3 separate regions of the Homo sapiens genome follow, and all the other regions are linked to region 3. The links are chromatin loops, found by intact Hi-C in ENCODE. Cell type or tissue: ascending aorta. All regions are shown on one strand. Region 1 overlaps KALRN (kalirin RhoGEF kinase). Region 2 overlaps KALRN (kalirin RhoGEF kinase). Region 3 overlaps KALRN (kalirin RhoGEF kinase).

Region 1 (5,000 bases), 160 kb before region 3:
CTGGTGTCCTCACAGAGGGCACCCCAGGCATCCTCCAGCAACAGCGGGCAGCCAGAGCAGCAGAGGAAGGACATGGCAGGTACGGCTGACAATGCTTTGTGAGCAGGAATGAGCATGGGGAGATATGAGTGGGGCTCCTGGACATAGTGAGATGAAACTTTTCAGGGGCTGAGGTGCAACATGAGGAAGAAGATCAGGCCAAAGCCAGTGGAATTTGGATTGCCTCTGTTAATGGGATGTCTTGTCTGGTGAAGGCTAGGAAACTCAAGTCACAGAAGAAACTTCCCGTCAGTGAGGTAGTATTCCCCAATTTAACAAATATGTATTGAATGCCTACCCTGTGCAGGCACTATTATGAGTGTGAACAAGAGAGGCAGAATCTTTGTCTTCATGAGAATGACAGTGAAGGGAAGACATTACCCAGTTAGAAAGTGCCATGGGAGCAGAGAAAATGAGGAGGAGAATTTCAGCTGTGGATTTGATCTTGAAAGGGCCTTAAAGGATGGGTAAAAGTTGGGCTTGTGGAGATAGAGGAGGCCTAGAGAAGAAGGGAGAATTTGGGAAATAGTCTTTATGTGGTGGATGTGTGTTTATACACATTGTGAATGTGTATGAAGGAGATTAGGAATATTGAGAGAGAAAGCTGGAAAGGTTGGTTGGGTGGGCTTTCGGTCCCATGCTAGGATTTTATTCAGTAGTCTATGGGCAGCCATTGGGATATTTTGAGCAAGAAAAGTAACTTGATCAATCATTTCCTGCCTTTGGCTGAGGTCACTTAGCAGCACTGGTGTTAGGCAGGGCTGCAGGCCATGATTGTTTCGATATGTTCTCTTCCTGGCCTTCTCACGGGAGCAGTCGTAATTTTATTTTTACCCACTTCTCTGTTTTGGGCGTCCGTCAGATTAGCAGCTAGCTCTATGCCTCCAGTTGGAAGAGAGCTTCTGTTCAAAGTGCTGTATGGGTGGAGTCTTTCTGCCACTGTCCGAGCCCTGCTGCCCTTCCTGGGTGTTGACCTTGGCTGTAGAGGGTGTGTCCCTTGATTTAAAGCTATTTGTTCCCCCTTCTTTTTCAGCTTCACCCTGGTACTTCTGAATGACCAGGGTTCCTGCAGGGAGGTCGAGCAACGGCAGCTTGTGGTTTGGGTGTTAGCTAGGGGCAGCAACTAATAAATGAATGGTCAGTTGTCTTGGGAATGTAGGTCTTTGCTTCAACTAGATTTACTTTCATTTTATCATAAATACCAGAAGCTTCATGAATTTAAATTGGTTTCCTGAAACAGACCCTGGTTCCAGGAACATTTCTCACTGTGGGAGACAGGATTGTCAACAAAAATGGGGATGCATTTTTAAAGATAAGATCTATTTATCAGTGTATGGTCCACAAAGAATCAAATTTGGTGACTTAAAACTTCTGTACTCAAATGAAGGGTATGGTGCATATTTATCTTACAGTGACAGTGATGTTTTAGAATATCCGTATGGTACTGCTGGCTTAGTTGGCCTGGATGTTATATTCATGAGGCCAAGGCTGCAGCCCAGCTCTCTTCCCTCTGGTGGCCAGATATCTTCTCTTTGGTCATGGCTAGAGACTACATCTTCTGTTCCAGCTGGTAGTCTTTTAGTAGCATTTTATTAGTCATGCAAGGGCCAGCAAAAATAGCATAGACAGATAGTAAAAATCTAGTCCTTGTACTGGAAAAAGAACTTGGAGAATGTGGCCTGTTGATAATGGTTGTATTATCACTAAGTAATTTTTTTTATATTGATTAAGTACTTCCTATGTGCCAGGAACTGTCCTAAGTGCTTATCTCAACCTTCAAAATAGTATAGATCCTATCTTACAGATCAGGAAACTGAGGCTGAAATAAGTTAAGTGACTTGACAAAGTCATTCAGCCTGGATAATGGTATGCATAATTAGGTTCTAATCTAGCTTTTCTTATCTTAAGTCTTGTATCCTTTCCTCTCTTCTGTCCAGAAATGATGATGAGAATATAGTAGTTCCCCCTTATCTGAGGGGGATACGTTCCAAGATCCCCAGTGGATGCCTGAAACCACAGATAGTACTGAATCCTAAATATACTATGTTTTTTCCCTGTATGTTCATACCTACAATAAACTGTAATTTATAAATTAGGAACAGTAAGAGATTAACAGCAATAACTAATAATAAATAGGACAATTATAACAATATAATGGAAGTTATGTGACTGTGGTATCACTCTTTCTCAAAATATCTTATTATATTGCATCACAGGTAACTGAAACTGTGGAAAATAAAACCACGCATAAGGAGAGACTACTGTACCTATACTGTAGATTCCTGGAGGCAGAGTCAGATGTTGGACTGTTCAGTAACATCTTGGAATCTCCTTTGTCCACCAAAGTGTCTTTGACTGTGACCTTAGGCCTCTTGCTTTGAAGCAGAGTTACTCTATCCTATTTGGAGTCCAAATTAACATCTGCTCACCACCAAGTGGATCCCTGGAGATCTTTCTTGCTGTATCCTCCAGCCCCTAGCCCCTTTTGAATTGGGGAAGTGGCAGATGGAAGATCAAGTGGCAGATGGAAGGTCAGATTTCAGACCTTGCAGGCTTCCTTCTGATCTGCATCAGCTCAGAGGGAGAGAAGGGGGGACTGGCTGGTGTGTGGTCAAGTGTATTTTGTTGACCTGCTGCCCTGAGCTAGGGGTCTATACTAGGAATTTCTTTTATGGAAAAGAAAAACAGTGTTTTTTTTTTTTCCCTTGAACATTCTGGGGGTGGGGAGAATCAGCAAATTATTTTATATTTAAATAACTAAACATTTATTAAGGGTCATCTCTGGAGAAGACAGAATTGGTGTGATTTGAAGGATGCTACAAAAGTGCCTCCTGCTCAGAACCTCTCTGACCCTTGTAGTGCTTTGACACCTTAAACAGTTCATTCATTCCTTTTGGCTAATATCACTCAGCTGATCCTTTTATAGGTGCTAAAATAATGCACTCTTGTGTTAATTTAAGATTCTTCCGGAAGAAGTAGAGGAACATTAAGGCAGTGTGTGTGTCGGGGGAGTGGGGTGGGTGGTGTTTAGAGTGAATGGATGACTCAGACTTGGTGAGAGATATTCTGGGATGGCTTCCTGGAGGAGAGAATTACTTAACATGATGTGGTGGCCAAGAAGGCTGTTGGCACCGTTCTTTCAGAAGCTTCAGATTGAGGCATTCACCAAGTTACTGAACATTAGTTTTTAGTTTCTAAGATAATGGAATTAGCTGTAGTAGTACAAGGTACAAAGCCATTATTAACTTATAAGCCTTTATAATTACTTTTCAGAAGCCCTTTTTGCTTTAGCATTGTAAATCTTTCTCACAGTGCCAGGGATTTAAAAATTTTAGAAATGACATTTAATTAATGTTGAACGTAAAATCTCTTTGGGTTTTAAGCTGTCTTGGGAATCTACTCATTCCCTCCTCCCAGATCCATCTTGCCTCCTCTTAGGGATCATCCAGGAAACCTCCCTGAGGGCTGGCATGGAGGTAGGCAGAGGAGAGTGCCTTCCCTCAGGGTGACTGTCAGACTTTCCAGCCCCCAGAAACATTCCGTGGAGATGAAGGAGACACTTCCATCTGTGCCTGGGCCATATTTCAGGGAGACTACGTGGTGGGACTCGCAGCTGGGGGACAGGACAGAGGGACTACAGATGGCAGATGGCTCTGGCTGCCACTTGGAGGGGGCTGTTCTTGGGGCCGATGGGGGTGTGTGGCTTAGACTATACTCCCTGTGAAGTAAACAGGGAATGCTTTTCTTAGGATCTAGGGAAGTTTTAGCAACTTAGTTAGGATTATGCCATCTCTGTGGGAGAGAGGGTTTCTGCAGGAGACTGCAAAGATATACATGTGAACATTTAAAAAGTACAACTTTCCAGCCCCCAGAAGCATTCCGTGGAGTTGCAGGAGACACTTCCATGCATCCACAGAAGCCCTCTGTCCCTCACGTGGGCTCTGGAGATTCCTAAGACTTCTGTGCATCTCTCTATGTGAGTCATGGGACATGTTCCCTTAGGCCACATGTAAATGCCAGGCAGTGAGGCCTAAATAGTCATTGCACTCTAAAAAAAGTAAACATATTTAATTTCTCATATTTTTATAACGATGTCTTACTTGAACATTTATTATATACCAGATTTGTTCCAAACACTGGAAATCCGTCTTCTCATTTAATTGTCACAACTCTGGCAGGTAGTTGTCATTCTTTACAGTTTATAAAGCATGTCCACCATCTATCTCACTTGAGTCTTTCAGCAGTATATGTATCCCCATTTTACAAGTAGGACGTGGCCAGATAAGTGACTGTCATAAGACTGTATGTCCATGGAGTAGTGACATTGAACTCAGAGCTCTTTGTTCCAATTCCGGTCTCCTTTTCATCATACTGTAATGAGAGCCCAGCTTTCTTCCTTCTCTCAACCCCCACCTTGTTTTACAGAGAGTGTCTCTGGGATTCTGTGGCTGGGAGAGGTGGGAGAGGTAGCTGAGCAGGTAAGCCTTTTACGAATGTGTGTAGATTTGAGACCTGCAAGGCGAGAGGCAACAGGGAGTGGAAGCTGACTGACAGGGCCCTGGGGGATGTGTCAGAGACAGTGCAACTGTTGCACAGATGTGGTGCAGGCTCCTCATTAAGAGGGAGCTGGAAAGGAAAAACTCCCACTTCAGAGAAGAATTAGACTGTTCCCAATGTCTTCACATCTGTGAGGGGACTGATGGTACAAAGACTCACTGATAAATGGACAGAAGTTTTCAGACCCAAGAAGATATTAAAATAAATATTTAATTTGCAACAAATTATGCTGTGAATCATTAAGACAAACATAAATCTCATGAGTAAGATTTCTGTTATTTCTCTGAATCTCAATGAAATATTTATTGAGGAAAATGAAGTCAGCTCATTGCTTTGCATGACTAAATGCCATTGCTGGCTTCCAAGAGCAGCTTCCTCAGGATCTGTCTCAGATCGCAAGGATG
Region 2 (5,000 bases), 190 kb after region 3:
TCTAACGGAAACATGCTCCTCTCATTTCTAGTGCATAGCTCAGGTTATCTGCCTGTAATCCAGAGAGAGCCTATGGGAGGGAGAGCAGGAGGAAGGAATATTGGGAGATTGAGAGATTGAGAGAGAAAGGGATTGAGATTGACACGACCTTGCTAACTTAATTAGCTAAGTCACTAGAAAATTAGCACCTAGACCAAGGGTTATGTGGTGAATACATATCTTAACTAGATAGTATTGATCTGTCTAAATGGTGTCACTTTGAAAAATTGCAACCAGGATTAGTTCTCTCTCTTGCTCTGTGTGTGTGTGTGTGTGTGTGTGTGTGTGTGTGTGTGTGTGTCTGTGATCTGTCTGTCTCAAGGACCTTTGTCTTTATAGGTATTGAATGGGGAAATTCCCCAGCACCAAAACTTCTTTAAAGAACAGTTTAATATGTAGAATTTAATACCTGCAAACATTGGCTTTAACACAAACCGGAGACTGAAGTGGAATGATACTTCGTTTTGCCCTCCACTCTCCCCATTTTGCACTACTTCTCTTTCCTACAGAAATAACTATATAATCATGAAATTTACTTATCTACACAAGACTTAGACCTATTTTGATTGCATTTTATAAGCATTCCTGGAGCACTCAGACAGGAGAATATATTCCATTAGTAGATCCCTAGACAGTAATGATTTTGTTAATGCAGTCTTCCCATTTTGCCTAGCATACAACTTGTAATTCAAGAAAATAATTTGTTTTCAGCTTGCTGTTATTAGATTTGCAACTTTGCTGTGGACAGCTTTTTGTTTAAAATGCTCATCACCTTCTGTTAAATCTGAACTTCTTCCTTTTTGGTTTTTTGGAGATAGGGTCATATGTGAGTCTGAGCAATAACATTTTCATAAAATCTCTACTCCCAGCGCTCAGAGGGTCCTCTCAACCATCAAGTACAACCCTCTCCATGTACAGACAAGGAGACAATCCCAGAGGAGTCGTTACTTGCCCAGTGTGCGCCCCTCCCCTTTCCTTAAAAGTGAGGATTTAGATTCCAGGGCTTGGTCTCCCACTTCAGCACTCTCTCCCCTTCTCTCACTCCCTAGACCACCAATGGTGGCTGCCACATCTGGCTGGTTTAATTCATAGTGAAACAGCTTCCATGTGGATCTTAGAATTTGATGAATATTTCTACCCATTTCTCCCAGAGCTATGTCATTCTTGTGCCACACCCCTACAACAATTACCTGAAATAAATCAGTTTTCAGCAAGGTCTAGATTTTCAAATTAGGGACCAACCACCAAGGTTAGATGCCCCTTCTGCACACTCCCTCCCTCCAGGCTTGGCTGGAAGCTATTAGATTTGGCCTTGGCCACCAGCCACTGCCCTCCCAACCTGGTGTTCCCTGCTCCGAAGGAGCAGGACCAGAGATGTGTGAGGTTGAACTGGGAGCACTGACCAGGCCAGGGTCAGCCAGGAGCAGTGAGGGGTGAGCAGCAGGGGTAAAATCGAGGCTGGGGAATTTAGGGAAGGGCACCCCAATGAGCGACTGAACCACAGCCACATTTCAGTCAACTTCCCAGAGTTCCTCCCTTGGGCCAAAGGTGGCTAGATTGGAGATGAAGCTGGTACCCTGTGATTGAACCCAGCCTCTGCCCTCTGGGTTCTGAGAATGACATATCTGTCTGCAATAAGGGTGGAGGTGGGCACAAGTGGAGCACAAAGAAAATAGCCTCAGTTGGAGAGTAGGAAAGGCCTCATGGAGAAGGGGGCATTTGAGATATAATTTAAATAAGGGGTGGGATTTTTACAGGCAGGGATGGCTTCCTTGATGATGGAATAAAGTTTGAACAAAGGCCCTGCAAGGGAGAAAAGTGGTGAAGTCTAGCAGGGAGGTTGAGAGAGGCAATAGGGGGTTTGGGAGTGGGGCTCCATCCTGGGTCATGGGAAGCAGAGAGAGGTCTCATTGTCGCACTCCCAGGTAGGCTGGGTCTTCTCACATCCATGTCTGTAAGACGAGGAAAAGAAAGGAGAGGTGGTGGGCAGAGATAGTGCAATTCAGAAATGTAGGGAGAGACAAAAGGAAAGGAGGAGAGAGAGCTAGGTGGATAGAGGATAAGTGAGAAAACCATGAAGTGGACAGATAATAAGGAGAAAGGAAGAGATAGAGAAGGAGAGAAGCAGGAGAGCCAGAGGGAGGCAATGACGGTGGGAGGGTGGATAGGTAGGTAGGGTAGGTAGTCAGGCAGGTAGGTAGGTAGGTAGATCCATCTGCGGAAAGAGGCCCTAGGGAAAGGGGAGGGGATGAGGAGAAGGAGATCGAGGGAAAGAGATGGATAAAGACCTAGACCTTCCCAGAGCTACCATCCTGTTGAGGGAGAATGAGCAAGGTGGTGTTTTTCAAACCATTTTTATCATGAACCAAAGAAAAAGACTGTACATTATGCCCTGATATACGCATGCATATATGCTATATATAACAGGGAAGTTAAATTTTGAAAAACACCTGCATTATGTGTGATGCACTGTGGTATTTTGTGTTAGGCTCTATTTCTTCCTCCTCCTCTTTTTTAAAATTCTGGTTGCCACCCATAAATTGATTTTACAACCCCTTGAAACACAAGGGGGGGGTTGATCCATGGCTGCACGGCAGAGCGCTAGCTCCACCAGGTGGTGAGAGAAGGGATGTGCAGTTCAGGCCACTGGGGAAAGGCCGCCCTGTCAGGCTGCTGCTACCTTTTCCTCCCTCTTTGCCCCTCCTACCCCTTCCCAACACACACACCCTTGCTTAAAATGTGCATGTTCTATGCTTTCTAAGCTTCTTCCCCCACTCCAAATGCCTTTGGTGTTAGTGGTTTCTCACGTATGGAAAATCATAGAATTATCAAATATAAAAGCCCGAAAGAAATCGTTAAAGATAATCTAGTTCTCCCTTGCTCTATAGAAACTGAAACTTACAAAGGTTTATGATCTGCCCAAACCAAAATTAGTGACACAGCCAAAGAATCCAGCTGTCATTTTCTTAATAGTCAAATGTTAAGGAAAGAGGAAGGGGAAGGCCTGTTGTGATTTTTCTTTGGTCCCCAAACGCACACTTGAAGAGGTAACTTGCAGAACCCATCAGAGGAGCCCTATACAAATGTAGCTGTGGTCTTGTTACTGTTGTTTGTGTTTTCAGTAAGCTATCAACATTGGGGCTGATTATAGACGTTAGGGAATACCCAAAACAAGACAAAGTCTAAACACTTCGTTTGGATGTGTCAAAGTAATGTTAATTTTTGTTTTACACACTAACTTCTTAGCATCCATGCCTGGTTGCTAAACACCACCTTATTGGAGATGAGTAACATTAAGCATAAGATTAATCTTTTGTATTTTATTTTAACATTAAACTTGGTATATATCTATGCAAATAACTTTATTCATCTGATCACACAAATTAGACAAAGTTAGAAGATATTGGCAAAAACATATTCAACAGGTAACCATGCAGCAAGGTAAATTTTGCTGCTTGTGGTTGGAGGCTGAGAGTGTGATGTGCTGAATGGGCGTCCAGCCCTGCAGACCTTTCCTCTTCATCCCTAACCTGAGCTAAAGTGTCAAGTGTGAAATGAAGGGACAAAGCCAGGTGCTTCTCATGGCTCAGCCTGGGTGATCCAACTGTGCTGGAACTGTTACATGAAAAATCCAGCACCTTTCCCTGAGTGTACATGACCCTCCATTAGTTTAATACCTGCTCCAGTATGCTAACCGGCTATCTTAGCCCCTATGGTCTAGAGCCTCTTATGTTCTAGGCTCTGAATCTGCCTGGTCATTAATGGATTCTTTAGAAATAATCTCTAGCTCTACTTGCATGAAGGCAGTTACCCAGCCTTGCTTTGAAAAGAAGGCAATGTCCTGGACTTCCTATAAATACATGAACCTCACACCTTTCTCCCCACCCCATTTCCGACTTAATTTTTAAATGTATGCTCCACGTTGTTCCTCTTTTTCCCGTTGCCACAACAGGCCCCTTCCCCTATCACCACCTCTGGCGTTCCAACAAGCAAATGCACATTGACATACAAGGTCATCAAATAGTTATTTCCATTTAGATGCAGACTGCACCCTTGATGTAAAGTCTGTTTGCTGACAAGATTGTGCGCTCCTTAATGAAGGATACACTTCCCCAGAAGCAGTGAGATTTTAGACCAAATTCATCTTCAGAGAGAATAACAGAACCAGTCCAGTACCTTTGAAATAGTGCTGTTTCTATCATATTTAATGACAAAACTCAGAAAGCTTTCTGTTAATAAATGCCAGCAGTTTCATTTCCCAGGATTGTGTACAAAGCCAAAAGGAAGCATTTTCCTCATAAAGTAACTGCATAATATATTAAATTATAATAATTTAATAGAGTAATGGCATTGCCTTGATCTTGACATTTCTTTAAAAGTTTTATTCCTTTCTGAAAGAACCCCAGACATTCACACAAATGACTTGCTTTGCTCATTCCTTCACAATTTATTACATGTAATTATTGGAGTAGTGAGGGCCAAATTGCTGCTATAGAACAGCTAAGGTGAAATGTTTCATCATTTGTGAAGAGAGTTGTGAGCTGTTTTGCTTTAATTTGAATTCATCATGTCTATTTGAAGTAAGTAGAATAATATGGATCAGACTTACATAATCTGTCATCTTCATAAGCTTCCAATTAAGAAGTAAAACAGAGTTTAATATTGCCACTTACTTTCAACATTTACATTGAGATGGTAATGAATATCTTATTCAAACTTATCAATTGGTATGCCTGGCACAAGCTGAATAGGTTTTTTAAAAAAAAAAATGTTCTTAGCTTTCTCCCCCTAAATTAAATCCTATAGAGCCGATGTAGGATTTGCCATCTGGAAGCATCCTGGAATCTAGGACAGTTGCCTTTAAATGCTCATCTATGGACTGGATGTGTGGGAATTACCCAGGAAGCATTTCTAAACAATGCATTTGCTCAGATAGTAACCCCAGAAGGCAATGTACAACC
Region 3 (5,000 bases):
ATCTTGAGGAGGACCTCATCAGTGGGTATTAGACACAAGGTCAGCTGCTAGCAGGGAGAAAAGGAAATGGAAGCTGTAACCAGTCTGGCAGGATCTTAGAGAACACTTGCTGAAGATAAGCCAATCACTGTGCCGAGTACTGTGCCAGGGATGGGCAATTGGAAGATGAGCTACATTCAGGCCTGGCCATGTTGGAGCAGAGGGCACCAGCAAACAAATAGCCATTGCACAGGTAAGTTCACAACGGTGTCTATTAGTGCTATGGGAGCATAGATGGAGAAATGTTTAGCCAGGGTTTGGGATGCAGGGAGATGGAAGAGTGTGAGCAAAGGCACAGCAGCCTCAAAATGCAGGCTGGATCCTGGGAATGTCTGCAGTTGGGTGTGGCTGGAGCACAGGCTCTACAGAGAGGAGTGCAGGAGGTCTGTGTTCATGCCATGTGGGTTACCAGGAGTCAGAGCACAACAGAGAGTCAGAAGTCCATGGAATAACCAGTGGACCACGAGGAAAACTGGATTCTGGCAAATGGTTCAGGTCTTGCCAGGAGCATCTGAGAATCCTAAAGTCTTTGATTCAGGTCCAATCCCTTACCCATGGCAGAACTCCCTTCCAGATGTGCATTTTTCCAGATTCTTCTGAGCATTTCCAGGGCTGAGGAAGCCACAGCTTTGTGAGGCAGCCTGTTCCACTGTTCTGTAGCCCCAGTTGTTAGAAAGTCCTCCTTCCAGCAGGCCAGAATCTACCCTCCTGTAGTTACACCCTGCAGTCCCATCTCTGTCTCCCAGGGTCATTGGGGAACTACTCTCTTCCTTCCCCTGCAGGGCAGCTCTCCCATAACTTGGGGACAGTGCTTGGGGACCTTCCTCATGTTTTCTTCACCAGATAAAGTTCTGTGAGTTCTTTCAGCCTATTTTCGTTTGACGTGGGCTCTAAACTCTTTAATGCAGCTTTCCTGGGACCAGTTTTTCAAGTGGATGAGGGGTAATGGGAGGAGTCTGCAGCTTTTGGTCCCACTTGCACAGGTGAGAATGAGATTTTGTATGTGTAGGTGCACTAGTTTTTGTAGCCCAAGTTAGTTGATCTGAAACCCCAAGAGTTTGCCCACCCAGAGAATGATGTTCTCTCACTTGAATAGAGAGAGACACCATCTCATATATAAATACAGGAGGATGTCTTCTCACATGTGAGCACAGAGAGATTTTTCCAGTATGAAAATGTTGAGTTAAAGTGTTCTGGTGCCAAGGTCAGTAGTAGTTACTGTTTCTCAGGGAAAAGCCCAACTCAAGGGTATCTACTGTTCAACCCCATTCCTGTATCCCATGGCTCTTCCTGAGGTCATTCCCAAGGAGAGCAAAAGCCTCATACTCTTATCTTGTAAAGAGTCGGAAACCTGTGGTAAAACAACATGGCACATGTATACCTATGTATCAAACCTGCACATTGTGCACATGTACCCTAGAACTTAAAGTATAATAAAAAAAAGAAAAAAAACACGCAAAGGAATATTAATCTCTTGGAGGAAATCTGCCTCTAGCTGGAATCCCAGAAGGGTTCTTCCCCCAGTCCCCCATCCCATGGCCCCTTTGAAATCCCACTCTTGGTTTGTTCACCTCTAGTCTCTCCTTAGTAAGCTTTCTCTAGCATAAGAATGTCCTGCTATAGGAACAACTGCTGATGTGGTGAGAAGATATACTCTGTAACATATGCGTTCTGGTGGAGAGATAAAAGAGGGTTTGGTTTCCTCCATCCTCTTTAGAGATTGGGTTGACCAGCTTGTCCCAGATTTCCCTGGGGAGGTGACCTTGTCATGAGGTGGCAAGAGGGGGTACAAACATGAGGGCCCTAGAATGGAGAGTGAGACTGGACTTGGGCATTCAGCTCCCATCCCTCAGGGCATTCTCTTCTGTGCTTTGCACATTCCCACCTTTTCATGCCTTTGTTCATGCCAACACTCCTCCCATTTGGAATGCCTGCTCCACTATATGTGCCTATTAAAACCCTCCCCCAGCTGAAGGTCCAGCTCAGATGCTACTCTCTCTGTTCTGCCCTGTTGGAGGTGCTCTTTCTCCCTCTGAGCATTTCCTGCAGCCCTTATCCATCCCCCTCAAATTGTCCCTGTTCCATGCCATCTAGCATTATAGCTAGGTGCTCAAAGATCTCATTCCCCCAATTATATTGAAAATTTCTGGAGGTTAGGACCAGTGTCTTCAATTACTCTGTGTTGACCAGAGATACTTAGTGCCAAATAAATAGTTGACCGTGACACAGTCTGTACTCACTGGGCTGCTTGAGAATAGAACAAAACCTGTGAACACTGAGCTGACACAAGAGCACCACCTACTGCTGAATGGTTTCTAGGAACGCTACCTTAATGCACTCACTGTTGAAAACTGGGGTGTTAGCAAGTTTCACCTTGCAATGGAAAGAGTGATTTGGAGGCAAGAAACTGGTTCTGGTCCTTTTATACTAATCCAAGTGGGAACAGATGAGGTGGTAGTGAAAGTAGAAAGGGAAGGGACAAACCCTCGAGACACTCAAGGGAAGAAAATGAGACCAGTGACTGGCTGGATGTCAGGGGGCAAAGGCAGCACCAAGGCCTTCGTGTTAGGAGGATTGGCAGTGGGACACGAGTGGGAACAATTCCCGAAGACATTTTGGAAGAAGGATGGATAATTAAATGAAATTTTAATTTTAATTTGTTTTAAGGCACAGAAAAGTGAAAGAAGTGATTATGAAGGTTACTAAAAACATTATCATGTGTTAGCTGGTTGTTGCATTTCTGCCCTACATTTTTCTTTTTTTTTTTTTTTTGAGATGGAGTTTTGCTCTTGTTATCCAGGCTGAGTGCAATGGCACAATCTTGGCTCACCACAACCTCTGCCTCCTGGGTTCAAGTGATTCTCCTGCCTCAGCCTCCTGAGTAACTGGGATTACAGGCATGTGCCACCACACCTGGCTAATTTTGTATTTTTAGTAGAGATGGGGTTTCTCCATGTTGGTCAGGCTGGTCTTGAACTACCAACCTCAGGTGATCCACCCACCTTGGCCTCCCAAAGTGCTGGGATTACAGGCATGAGCCACCACGCCTGGCCTCTAACCTACTTTTAGGGACAATGGATGCTATCTAAACACAGGCATTTACCTTGGTCCTCTGGCAGCCTTGAGGAGTGATGGGGCTCTTCATTCAGTAAGTTCTTCCTAAGCCCTGCAGAGTATATCCTGTAGGGTCTGGAAGCTGGAAACACTGCCAAGCTTCTCCTTGTGGATGTGCCCAGCCTGGCTCCCTGCATGGCCCCTTACCTGTCTGAGCCCCATTGCAGAGGCTGCTGCTGGAAGAGGGGAGAAGGGGCAAAATGGGGTGCCTAGTCCTCCTCCTAAGCTCAAGGTCAGGCCCACCTAGCACATACCAGCATAGCTAGGTGGTGGTCTTCTCCCCAAGAGAAGGGCTCCCACAGGGAAGCCTGCCTCCTCCCAGAGAGGGGCTCCCAAAGAAAGAGCTGCCTCATCCTTAGCCTCATGTGGAGCTTTGTTCCCAGATGTGCAAGTGATTGGCACAGCCGATTTTAGGATGTGTGGGAGGACTAGATGAGAACATCCAACAGACACTCCATTTTTGCAGTAACAATAATAGTTACCATTTATTGAGTGTATCCCTTATGCCAGGAACAACCATTAGCTCATCTAAATTAACTTGCCAAGGGCCAGATCTCAGTTTATGTCTAAATTTAGCTCCGGGATAAAGTTGGGCATTATTTTCTCAGCCTGGATTAAATAGGATTTGACCTCTTCAAGTCTACATTTTGGGAAGTGAGTGAAGTACATTCCCTCACTGTGTTCCTGAAAATATTTTATCAGCATTTGTGGTTCAAATGGAAGGAATTTGGCCACTCAGAGTCAATATCCCGGGGCTGTCTGGGCTGACTCCTGGCTTGGTTAGTTCTGTTTCTCATCTGCTTGACTTGCTGGCTCCTGGATGACCATTCCTTCCCCACAGGAGGGTAATGAGTGTGTTGCCAGTGCTGCAGGGAATAAAGTGCATCCAGGCTCATAGGCTGGAAATAAAATGCAAAAACACCTTATTTAAAGTCTGAAAATATTTATATTAATGACTTGGTGAGATTTTTTATTACATCACTTAACTTGAGGAGGGCAAGTGCGAGGAGAGTGGCCTTTTAAGGCTTAGCATTGAGTGTGTGCTTCTCCAGACAGCTGCTGAACTGCAGCTCATCTGTCAAGAACAGTGTGTGATTTTAGCATGAAGTTTCGCAGTCTTAGTTTCTCTAATCAGACAGCAACTACTTGTTGTGACTGCCAGTTTATCTTGTCTGAACCCAGAGGAAGTGGAAAGAGACTAGCATACATTCTGGATCTGCTATGTATCATATGCTATACTCAGAACTTTTCATATATTATCATATTATGATCTTTATCTTCTTTGACCCAGACATTTGAATAGTTTGTGTGAAAAAGATGGGAGAGGGAACAAAATGGAGGAGAAAGCGGAGGCAGAGACCATCAGTTGGTGAGAAGTCTGCAATGTGCTAGTTGGTTTTTGTTCTATGAGATCAAGGCTGGCTTGGTCTCCCCTTTGCAATGAGATAAATGCCTGTATATCTGGGAGGGTCTCAGTCTAGACACTCACTTCGTAGTTAAAAGCAAATCTGAGCTATCACTCCCCTCCAGTGGTTCCCCAATGCATCTTTTGCCCTTTGTGATCTGGTATCTCCCTATCTCCTACTATGGCTTCTTACAATCCCTCATTTTATGCTGCTGCTTTAAACCTCCAGGCCTTTGCTTAAGCTATTTCCTCTGATTAAAATGCCCTTGCAAACTACACCTTCTTTGCCTGATGAAATCCTGTTGTCTTTCAAGTGCTGTCCAGGTGTTGCCACCCAGAAGCCATCCATGCTTTTCCCTAACCCTATCTCTGCCAAGTTGGACCAAGTGCTCCTCTACTGTCAGCCCACAGTATACGTCTCTTATAGTATTTTTCACATTTT

The links. Hi-C counts contacts between places; a loop is a spot of excess contacts. Peaks named below come from ENCODE experiments on the same cell type or tissue, not always from the same donor. Only the 100,000 strongest peaks of a DNase experiment are listed, where the experiment ranks them.
Region 1: it touches region 3 in a loop (3-fold over the local background); 3 of 110 quality-filtered maps call a loop at or near these places.
Region 2: it touches region 3 in a loop (4-fold over the local background); 5 of 110 quality-filtered maps call a loop at or near these places.

The regions. Positions count from the first base shown.
Region 1 is chr3:124,114,592-124,119,591 of GRCh38, forward strand. The region is part of intron 1 of KALRN (kalirin RhoGEF kinase); the gene reads left to right. Among named protein-coding and RNA genes, the nearest start is that of MIR5002, 16 kb to the right of the region's middle. In ascending aorta, no CTCF peak of the experiment used is centred here; a DNase peak (open chromatin) is centred at 3,050; H3K4me3 peaks cover 352 bases; H3K27ac peaks cover 4,694 bases.
Region 2 is chr3:124,465,738-124,470,737 of GRCh38, forward strand. The region is part of intron 25 of KALRN (kalirin RhoGEF kinase); the gene reads left to right. Among named protein-coding and RNA genes, the nearest start is that of MIR6083, 94 kb to the left of the region's middle. In ascending aorta, a CTCF peak has its summit at 2,656; a DNase peak (open chromatin) is centred at 2,659; H3K27ac peaks cover 1,442 bases.
Region 3 is chr3:124,279,585-124,284,584 of GRCh38, forward strand. All of the region lies in intron 5 of KALRN (kalirin RhoGEF kinase), which reads left to right. Among named protein-coding and RNA genes, the nearest start is that of MIR6083, 92 kb to the right of the region's middle. In ascending aorta, a CTCF peak has its summit at 2,333 (motif pointing left); DNase peaks (open chromatin) are centred at 2,335, 3,435 and 3,957; H3K27ac peaks cover 5,000 bases.